Linked DNA regions of Homo sapiens: region 1 is linked to region 2. The links are chromatin loops, found by intact Hi-C in ENCODE. Cell type or tissue: IMR-90. All regions are shown on one strand. Links, peaks and the distances in the headings refer to the core of each region. The heading gives the core; the rest is flanking DNA.

The links. A loop is a pair of places that touch in the nucleus more often than their neighbours do. Peaks named below come from ENCODE experiments on the same cell type or tissue, not always from the same donor. Only the 100,000 strongest peaks of a DNase experiment are listed, where the experiment ranks them.
Region 1: it touches region 2 in a loop (15-fold over the local background); 1 of 110 quality-filtered maps calls a loop at or near these places.

Annotation. Positions count from the first base shown.
Region 1 is chr4:117,201,011-117,206,399 of GRCh38, reverse strand. No RefSeq gene overlaps it. Among named protein-coding and RNA genes, the nearest start is that of TRAM1L1, 120 kb to the right of the region's middle. In IMR-90, for the core only: no CTCF peak of the experiment used is centred there; no DNase peak of the experiment used is centred there.
Region 2 is chr4:117,082,840-117,088,228 of GRCh38, reverse strand. It overlaps TRAM1L1 (translocation associated membrane protein 1 like 1), which reads left to right and starts at 2,653. Exons shown (of 1, transcript NM_152402.3): 1 at 2,653-4,675. The coding sequence starts at 2,836. The coding sequence ends at 3,945. LOC105377388 (a long non-coding RNA gene) reads right to left here. Exons shown (of 3, transcript XR_939103.3): 2 at 1,753-1,904. In IMR-90, for the core only: no CTCF peak of the experiment used is centred there; DNase peaks (open chromatin) are centred at 2,788 and 2,908; H3K4me3 peaks cover 891 bases; H3K27ac peaks cover 439 bases.

The DNA of each region.
Region 1 (5,389 bases), core at 58-5,057, 120 kb before region 2:
TCTATTTTGTTTTCTCCACCTCCATTAATTCACGTAGAATAATGGCGTCCAACTGCATCCATGATGCTGAAAAGGATATGTTTTTATCCTTTTTATGGCTGTGTAGTATTCTATGGTGTGTGTGTAACACATTTCGTTCTCCACTCAACCATTCATTGGCACCAGGCTTGATTCCATGTTGTTGCTGTTGTGAACAGTGAAGTGATGAACATATGAGTCTATGTATCTTTTTGGTAGAATGATTTCTCTTCCTTTGGGTATATACCCAGTAATGGAACTAATTGGTTCAATATAGCTATTTTAATTTCTTTGAGAAATCTCCAAACTACTCTGCGCAGTGGCTGAACTAAATTGCATCCCACCAATGATGTATATAAACATTTTCTTTTCTCCAAACCATCACTGGCATCTGTTGTTTTTTGACATTTTAATAATAGTCATCTGAGTGGTATGAGATGGCATTTCATTGTGGTTTTGATTTGCATTTCTCTGATGACTGCTGATAATGATGAACGTTTTTTCATATGTTTGTTGGCTGCTTGTATGTCTTCTTTTGAGAAATGTTTGTTTATATTCTCTGCCCATTTTCCAATGGGGTTGTTTGTTTTTGCCTATCGATTTCTTTAAGTTCCTTATAGATTCTGAATATTAGGCCTTTGTTGCGTGCATGATTTGCAAATATGTTTTCCCTTTCTGTAGGTTTTCTGTTTTCCCTGTTGATAGTTTCTTTTGCCATGCAGAAGCTCTTTAGTTTAATTGAGTCCCAATTGTCAATTTTTGTTTTTGTTTCGATTGCTTTTGAGGTCTTAGCCAAAAATTTTTTCCCAAGGCCAATGTTAAGATGGGTATTTTCTAGGTTTTCTTCTAGGATTTTTGTAGTTTTGGTATTACATTTAAATCTTTAATCCATCTTGAGTTAAATTTTGCATATGGCAAAATATAACGGTCTAGTTTGGTTTCTCTGCATATGGCTAGCCAGTTATCCCAGGACCATTTATTGAATAGGGAGTCCTTTGCCCATTGCTTGTTTTTCTCAGCCTTGTTGAAAGTCAGATGTTTGTGGGTGTATGGCTTTATTTCTGAGTTTTCTATTCTGTTCCTTTGGTCTATGTGTCTGTTTTTGTACCAATACCATCCTGTTTTGGAGAGTGTAGTCTTACTACATAGTTTGACATTGGGCAGTGTGATGCCTCTGGCTATATACTTTTTGCTCATGATTGCTTTGGGTATTCGAGCTCTCGTTTAGTTCCATATAAGTTTTTAAATAGTGTTTTCTATTTCTGTGAAAAATGCCATTGGTTGTTTGATAGGAATAGCATTGAATCTGTAACTTGCTTTTGGACATATGAAATTAATTATAATGATATTGTTCAATTCATGAGGATAAATTGTTTTTCCATTTGTGTCATCTCTGACTTCTCTCAGCAGTGTTTTGTAGTTCTGCTGCTAGAGATATTTCACCTCTTTGGTTAGCTGTATTCTTACATATTTTACTTTCTTTGTGGCTATTTCTAGTTCTAAAGGGGAATGGTTCCAGCCTTTGCCCATTCAATTTGATGTTGGATGTGGGTTTTTCATACATGGTCCTTATTATTTTGAGATATGTTCGTTTGACACCTAGTCTGTTGAGGGTTTTTGTCATGAAGGAATAATAGATTTATAGAAAGATTTTTCTACTTCTATTGAGATGATTATATGTTTTTTGTCTTTTATTCTGATTTTGTGTAGAATCACATTTATTGCCTTGTGTATGTTAAACCAGCTTTATATCCCTGGAATAAAGCCTACCTCATCATGGTATATTAACTTTTTTATTTGCTGCTGGATTCAGTTTGTTAATATTTTGTTGAGGATATTTGTGTCTATGTTGATCTGGGATATTGGTCTATAGTTTGTTTTTGTTTATTGTGTCTCTGACAGATTTTGGTATGAGGATAACGCTGGTTTTATAGTGAGTTAGTGGGGAGATCTCCTCCTTAACTTTTTGAAATAGTGTTAATGAGATTGGTATCAGTCTTTTTTGTATGCCTGGTAGAATTTGGCTATAAATGTATATATACCAGGACTCTTTTTGGTTGGTAGTTATTTAATGTTGATTTAATTTTACAAGTTTGTATTAGTCTGTTCAGGGTTTCAATATCTTTCTTGAGATTCAATCTTGGGAGATTGTGTGCTTCCAGGAATTTATTCATTTACTGATAAATTTTCTAATTTCTTTGTTTAATATTGTTCATAGTAGTTACTGAGAATCTTCTGTATTTCTGCAGGATTAGTAGTAATATCACGTTTGCTGTTTCTGATTGTGATTATTTGGATCTTTCTTTTTCTTCCAAAAAAACAAATCTCAGTTTCATTAATCTTTTATTGGATTTTTGCATCTTGATTTCATTCAGTTTTTTCTAATTTCAATTATTTATTTTCTCCTGCTAGCTTTTTAAAAATGTTTTATTTTATTTTATTTTATTTTATTTTTTCTGGTTCCTTTATGTGCAAGGCTAAATTGTTCATTTGAATTCAGTCTAAGTCACTTTTTAAGTATTTAGTTTCTGTGGGTACATAGCAGGTGTGCATATTTCTGAGGTACCTGATATATTTTGATATAGACATATGATGCATAATAATTACATCATGAAAAATAGGGACTCCATCCCCACAAGCATTTATCCTTTGTATTACAAACAATCCAATTATACTCCTCTTTTATTTTAAAGGTAGAATTAAATTAACTATTGTTACCCTGTTGTGTCATCAAATAGTTAAGTCTTAGTAATGCTTTTCAACCATATTTTTGTACCCATTAACCATCCTCTCCCTCCCATTCCTCCACTGCCCTTGCCAGCCTCTGGTAGCAATCGTTCTACTTTCTATCTTGATGAATTCAATTCTTCTCATTTTTAGCACACACAAATAAGAGAGAACATGCAATGTTTGTTCTCTGTGCATACCTTATTTACCTAAGAAAATGACCTCCAGCTCCATCAATGTTGTTGCAAAAGATAGGATCTTATTTTTTATTACTATAGTACTACATTGTGTATGTATACTACATTTTCTTTAACCCTTCATCTGTGGCTGAGCACTTAGGTTGCTTCCAAATCTGCACTATTATTCACAGTACTGCAACAAACATGGGAGTGCAGATATCTCTTTGATATACCAATTTCCCCTCTTTTGTCTGTATACCCAGCAGTGGGATTGCTGGATCATATGGTAGCTCTACTTTTTGTGTTTTGAGGAAACTCCAAACTGTTTTCCATAGTGGTTATGCTAATATACATTCCCACCAACAGTGTACAAGTGTTCCCTTTTCCCCAAATTCTTACCAGCATTTGTTATTGACTGTCTTTTGGATAAAAGTTATTTTAACTGAGGTGTGATAATATCTCATTATAGTTTTGTTTCGCATTTCTCAGATGACCAGTGATATTGAGTACGTTTTTATATGCCTGCTTTCCATTTGTCCATCATCTTTTTGGAAATGACTATTCAGATATTTTGCCCATTTTTAATTGGTTTATTATAAATTTTTTCCTACGGAGATTTTTGAGCTCCTTATATATTCCAGTTATTAATCCCTTGTCAGATGGGGAGTTTTCAAATATTTTTTCCTGTTCTGTGGGTTATCTCTTCATTTTATTGGTTGTTTCCATTGCTGTGCATAAGCTTTCTAACCTGATATAATCCCATTTACCCATTTTTGCCTTTCTTGTTTGGGAGATGGCGGGCGAGAGGAGGGATAGCATTAGGAGAAATACCTAATGTAGATGATGGGCTGATGAGTGCAGCAAACCACCATGGTACATGTATAACTATGTAAAAAAATTGCACATTCTGCACATGTACCCCAGAACTTAAAGTATAATAATAATAAAAAAAGAAAGTAGAGGGATAGGTGAAGATACAAACAGAGTAAAATATGCTGTTTATATAAAACATTTTTTCCCAGCCAGTAGCTTATCTTTTCATTTACTCAAAAATGTATTTTGGGGAAATTTTTTCGATTTTAATAAAATGTTGTTTTCTTTACAAAAAAAGAGTAGATTACAAATCACAGTTACAGTAGTATAATATTTTGTTTTTCTGCATAATTACTATTATTAGTGTGTTTTGTATCTTCAAATGACTTCTTATTGCTCATTAACATCCTGTTCTTTCTCATTAAAGTACTCCCTTTAGCATTTCCAGTAGGACAGGTCTGTTGTTGATGAAATCCCTCTTCTTTTGTTTGTCTGGAGAAGTCTTTATTTTTCCTTTATGTTTGAAGGATACTTTTACTGCATATACTATTCTAGGGTGATATTTTTTCCTCCAGACTTTAAATATATCATGCCACTCTATCCTAGCCTGTAAGATTTCCACTGAAATCTTACTGCCAGACTTATTGGAGCTCCCTTGTATGTTTCTTTTCTTTTGCTGCTTTTTGAATTCATTCTTTATCCTTGATCTTCGGGAATTTGGTTATTAAGGTCTTGATTTAGTCTTCTTTGGTTTAAATGTGCTTGGTATTCTATAACCTGTTTGTATTTGGATATTGATATCTTTTTTTTTTTTAGGTTTAGGAAGTTCTCTGTTATCCCTTTGAATAATCTTTCTACCCCTATCTCTTTCCCTCCCTCCTCTGTTGGGCCAATAATTCTTAGATGTGCCCGTTTGTGTCCTTTCCTTCAATGTGACAAGTCTTTCAGGCCCTAGGAAGACCCAGAGATGCTGTCCAGGAGCAAAGGACTCGTGTCATAAACCTTAGAGATCTGTTTGCTACTGCAGCTGAGACAGCACTTGAACAAAAAGATGCAATCCTCCCTATTCTTACTTCCATTTTCCACAGGCAGAGGAGCCTCATTCTATGATCAGCATAACCACAGGAACATGGAGTTTACTGGCAGGCCACCTCCAATGTTCACTCAAGGTTCAAGGATTCTCTGGTTAGCCTGTGATGAATGCTGCTAGGCATGAAACTCATTCTTCAGGAGAGTAGGATCCCCTCTGGCCCAGGTCCAGAAGTGCCAACTAAGAGCCAAGGCCTGAAATTTGGGACCCCAAGGGCACACTTAGTGCTCTACCCTTCATGGCTGAGGTGGTACTTAAGTTGCAAAGCAAAGTATCTTTTACTTTTCCCTGTGCTTTTTTCAAGCTGAATAAATCTCTCACTATAGCCACTGCAGCTTGGATACAGTGTGCTGAGTCTCATCTGAAGTCAGCGCATCTCAGAGTTTCACCTAAAGCCCATGGCGTATTGTTGCTGGTTATTCAGGGCCCATGGTCTCTTTAGTCAACAGATATTGTATCCTGCCGGGAATACATCTTCTTTTCAAGGCAGTCAGTTCCCTTCTGGTCCAGGGTGTGCCTAGAAATGTTGTCTAGGTACTAGAGCCTGAAATGGGGGTCTCAT
Region 2 (5,389 bases), core at 109-5,108:
ATTAAATTATTTAAAACTTTAAGTCAATCAAATCCCAAGAGACTTTGTAATTTCATGCACAAGATAAACTGTATTTTTTTGCTTAATTGAGCTAAGCATTTGGTGAGCTCAGTCAATTATAAATGTTAATTATAAACATCGATTTAAAAATCAGACTTGGGTCTGATATTTTGAAGTTCAAAGCAACATTTCTTGCTTCTTCAAATGCAACTGAATTCTGGAATATTAATGTTCAATTCAAGTAATTGAATAATCCAAATTTAAATTATTAAAAGGTTGGTATTATAGAGATATACACATATATATTATTCTTAGATATAAAAATATTGAAAAGTGAGGCTACCTCTATATTATAATGTTTCTTCTGTACTTTACTATTTTAGCAAAATCAGAATCAATGTCAGTTTATATTTTAAGGTAATTATTTTAAAAGACACATAACTAATTTAAAAGAGCTTTTTATAGCTAAGCTATTCATATAAATAATATTGAGTTATAAAATACAGACATCAAAAGGTTGTATTGCATAGCTAACAGCAAGAACTAATTATTAACACCTATTTGAAATACAGTACCTTAACTATCGTGAGAACTTTTATTGATATTTTTAAATCAAATGTTTCTTATAACAAAATCAATATAGCATTTTAAATAGATAATTCGACCAATGCCTGGCAATCGTCTGAATACATGAGACCAAGAAAGATTGAGGATAATCAGAAACTGATTCATATGTTGTTCTGTTGATTCCACCTGTAAACTTGTTTATTCAACGTTAATTCCTTGAAGTATTAATGTGTAATTAATACTCCAGAATTAATTCTATAATCAATGACTATTACATGACAAAGACAAAGATAAACAGTATTACGTTAACACTATTTGGCTTCTAGTGTCTTTTATCTTTTAATATATGCAAGCCAACATACAGAAACAAATCAACTTATAATATTTAATCCATGTTTTAGGGAAAAAAATCTTTCACCATTTCCTAGAAAGGAAGATTGGACTCAAACCAAAATCTAGGAACTTTACCTGGATGTATCTTATAGTTATTATTGATTATTGACTGCTGTGTGCATCCATTTTCTCACTCGTAGATGGAAGTGTCTGTTGCATTTTTCCTACGCTTTGGGTGTGTGGGAGCCAAAAACTTTATTCTTTTAGTTCACAAGTCTTCAGACCAAGAGTAAGTACAACAAAGGATAGGACTTTCCTTTATCTGCTCCTGGATCTGATTTAGCTTACAAAAATATCCTGTGTAAGAAGCCTGAACCTGATGCTATATTGATATGAGACTATTGTTTGCATTGGAAGGAAAAAGTGTATATTTCATGTCAGAGGAAACAAAATTTATTCCCAACGGAAAGGATGTGGCTATTTTTAAAAAATTAGCAAATACTAGGTACATTTCTCATTAAAAGTTGATGTGTATGGTCCACACCCTCCCCTCCATCCTCACTCCACCTTGAAGTAAAACAGGCTTGTGCCTACCTTGGTATTGAAAATTATATAATATAACTTCTAATACTAGGTCATAAAAGGCCATTTACTTTCTGTCTTGCTTGCTAGAAATCCCACTTTTGGAGCATTAAGCCACCCTTTCATGCTAATGCCAACAATGCACCTAGAGGCCATAAGTAGGCATTCTGGTAGACAGTCCTAGAGTACCTTAACCTTTTCAAGGCTTCTTATAAACTTTGTGTTTATAAGCATGAATTAGCTTTATCCTTAGGGCAAGTTTAGCCTTACTTAAAACAGTGTAGCTTTCCTTGGATCTTGTCTGAATGTTGCAAGTGTTCAATGAGGATTCTACTTTCTGGCTGTTCCAGTCTTGAAAGTTTCCAAATCCTACGTGAAGTCTTGGGAAACTTCAATTCACAATTCCTCCATATATGCAAAACCTACACAAATGACATATGAGGTTCTTTTCTGTTATAATGAAGAAATTAAGTTTTGAGCTTTGTAGCCAAAAAGAGACCTTTCCATGAACTAATACATCTCTCCCTCTAAGTGCCAGTCTTTCAAAATACTGGCTAGACGTTATCATTTCAAACATTATTATTATTGCAAATAGGGGAACTAGTTTTAATATGCTATCTTGTTGACCTAGTAAATATTTCCAGGTATAATTGATTTACAATAAGAGACAATACAGCGTAATAGTGAAAAACAGGCGCTCTGGAGCCGGACTGGATTTAAATCTTTGCTCTAACCCTTACTAGGGAGGTGAATTTGGCCATATTACTTAACCTCTCTGTGCCTCAGTGTTTTGTCTCTTGAAAAGGGGTGGGGGAGGGGAGATTATCACAGTATCTACCTCACTGGGTGTTTCAGGAAAGTTAAATTCATAAATATAAATAAAATGCTTAGCACAGCAACTGGTAATTAGTACTGGGAGTTTGCTGTTATTATTATGCTATTGTTGTTATAATTAATGATCTGAAGAATAACCAGAGCTCTATAGGTTTATCATGATTACTAATGAAGATGCCACTAAAAAAAAGAATTCAGGAGCATCTTGGCGGTGGCAGCGAGTTTGAAGATGCGACGATCAACGTTGAAGATCACCGCTCGCAACCCCGGGCCTGGCGCCGGGTAGGGGCGCGGCGCTCGATTTCCTTCCCTGCCTCCGCCGTCCCCCTGGTGCGCATGCTCAGCTCAGCTCGGCCCTCGCCTTTGATTTATTTTTTTTCTGGGCGGCCGCTGCGACCCGGGACTGACTTCGGGATGGGAAGTGGAGCCCCCGGAGCTGCTACCGTGGCGGCGGCGCTGTGAGGAGCAGCCAGGGGGAGGCAGCTGCGGCTCGCCGGTGAGTATCCGGGAAGCGCCACCATGGGGCTCCGTAAGAAGAGCACCAAGAACCCCCCCGTTCTCAGCCAGGAATTCATCCTGCAGAATCATGCGGACATCGTCTCCTGCGTGGGGATGTTCTTCCTGCTGGGGCTTGTGTTCGAGGGAACAGCAGAAGCATCCATCGTGTTTCTCACTCTTCAGCACAGTGTTGCTGTCCCTGCAGCAGAGGAACAAGCCACGGGCTCAAAGTCCCTCTATTATTATGGTGTCAAAGATTTGGCCACGGTTTTCTTCTACATGCTGGTGGCAATCATTATTCATGCCACAATTCAGGAATATGTGTTGGATAAAATTAACAAGAGAATGCAGTTCACCAAAGCGAAACAAAACAAGTTTAACGAGTCTGGTCAGTTTAGTGTGTTCTACTTTTTTTCTTGTATTTGGGGCACATTCATTTTAATCTCTGAAAACTGCCTGTCAGACCCAACTCTTATATGGAAGGCTCGTCCCCATAGCATGATGACATTTCAAATGAAGTTTTTCTACATATCCCAGTTGGCTTACTGGTTTCATGCTTTTCCTGAACTCTACTTCCAGAAAACCAAAAAACAAGACATCCCTCGTCAACTTGTCTACATTGGTCTTCACCTCTTCCACATTACTGGAGCTTATCTCTTGTACTTGAATCATTTGGGACTTCTTCTTTTGGTACTGCATTATTTTGTTGAATTACTTTCCCACATGTGCGGCCTGTTTTACTTTAGTGATGAAAAGTACCAGAAAGGCATATCTCTGTGGGCCATTGTGTTTATCTTGGGTAGACTTGTGACTTTAATTGTTTCCGTACTCACTGTTGGGTTTCACCTGGCTGGATCGCAGAATCGGAATCCTGATGCCCTTACTGGAAATGTAAATGTGTTGGCAGCTAAAATTGCTGTTCTGTCGTCCAGTTGCACGATCCAAGCCTACGTAACATGGAACTTAATTACTCTCTGGCTTCAGAGGTGGGTAGAAGATTCTAATATTCAGGCCTCATGTATGAAAAAGAAACGGTCGAGATCTTCTAAAAAAAGAACAGAAAACGGAGTGGGAGTGGAAACTTCAAATAGAGTAGACTGTCCGCCAAAGAGGAAAGAGAAATCTTCATAATCTTTGCAAGCGCATTGATTAATGTCTGCAAAGGAATCTGCTCTTTGAGGTTTCTTTCTGCACTAGAGATTTTTCTGTTTTTGAAAATAGTTCGTGCTCTTCGGTTTTTGTTATTGAACTGTTTCATGTATTTTTTAAAGACATTTGAGGGGAGGAGGATTATTATGAATGGGAAAAAAAGATTTTGGTTGAGACTAAATTACTCATCGTCAAAATAATGTCAAAATAGTTTTGGGGATCACCACTATATTTTGTTTTGATTTTTAACCTTTCAACATTTTCCTAATGATTTGCAGAGATAACTGCACAATTTTGCATATCAATGATACTGGTTCTTACTCCCACCAGTGTTTCATAATACTAACAAGATGGTCTCTCCTAGCAAGATTATGTGTTTAATGCTTGCTTTGGGGTAAAATAAAAGTACGAAAAAGGTGGAAGTCAAATCAGTATTCTGTAATTGTTAGAATTTATTTTTTAAGAACTTACAACTCAGAAAAGATTGCTAGACTCACCAAAATAATAAATGTTCTTTATTTTACAGGTAGTGATTATTAGTGCTTCATCCCCATTTAAAAAAACACAGTACTAATGGGTAACACATATGGAGGTTTGCTGCCATATATATTGCATCAAAATATCATTAATTAATATAAAAATATTAAAATCATTCCTGTCCATTCCACTTGTAAATGGGAATTCATGAAATTAAATATTACTTTAAAAAGGACATTGAACTTAGTCTTTTTTAAAAATGTTTATTAAAAATGATTCCTAATGAGGCCTTGTAAGATCAGTAACCACAGCATCTTAGAAAAATATTGTTTGTATACCAGGTTGAAAAATAATACTTGGCATGTGTATAAAAAAAGTCAGCTAATTACATTTGGAAAGCATGTTATGCATCAACCTTCAATAAGTTGAAAATCAGATAGTCACATGAAAGGCTTTTGAAAAATAATGTTGTGATTATTTGTCTTCATCTTTAATTGGGGAACATTTATCTGTATAAGACATATTTTGAAGATTATTTACATACACATGTATGTATAATCTGTATCTTTGCAGAAGCCAATGGAAACAATGGGAATTAGTGGGTGAGTATTTATACGTATTGCCTCTCAATCCTTATTTCAGTTTTATTTCCATAATGTGTTTATATAATTTTTCAGTAAGACAGTACTTTACAAATATGCTAGGGGAAGGCCATATATTTCCTATTCCGTTATATTTTCTCCTACTATGTCTCTCATCTCTAAATATTTTATAGCCAGCCCTCTCTTTGGTTTAAGTAATTCAACTCTCCCAAGCATGGAGGGCCCTCAAAATCAAGTTTAATGCTTTTATTACAGATCACAGACAGAAGAGCCACTCTTGGTAAAACATTCCTTTCTGTCTGCTTTCAGAAGTAAATATCAAAGCAAGATTTCATTTTTTAAATATA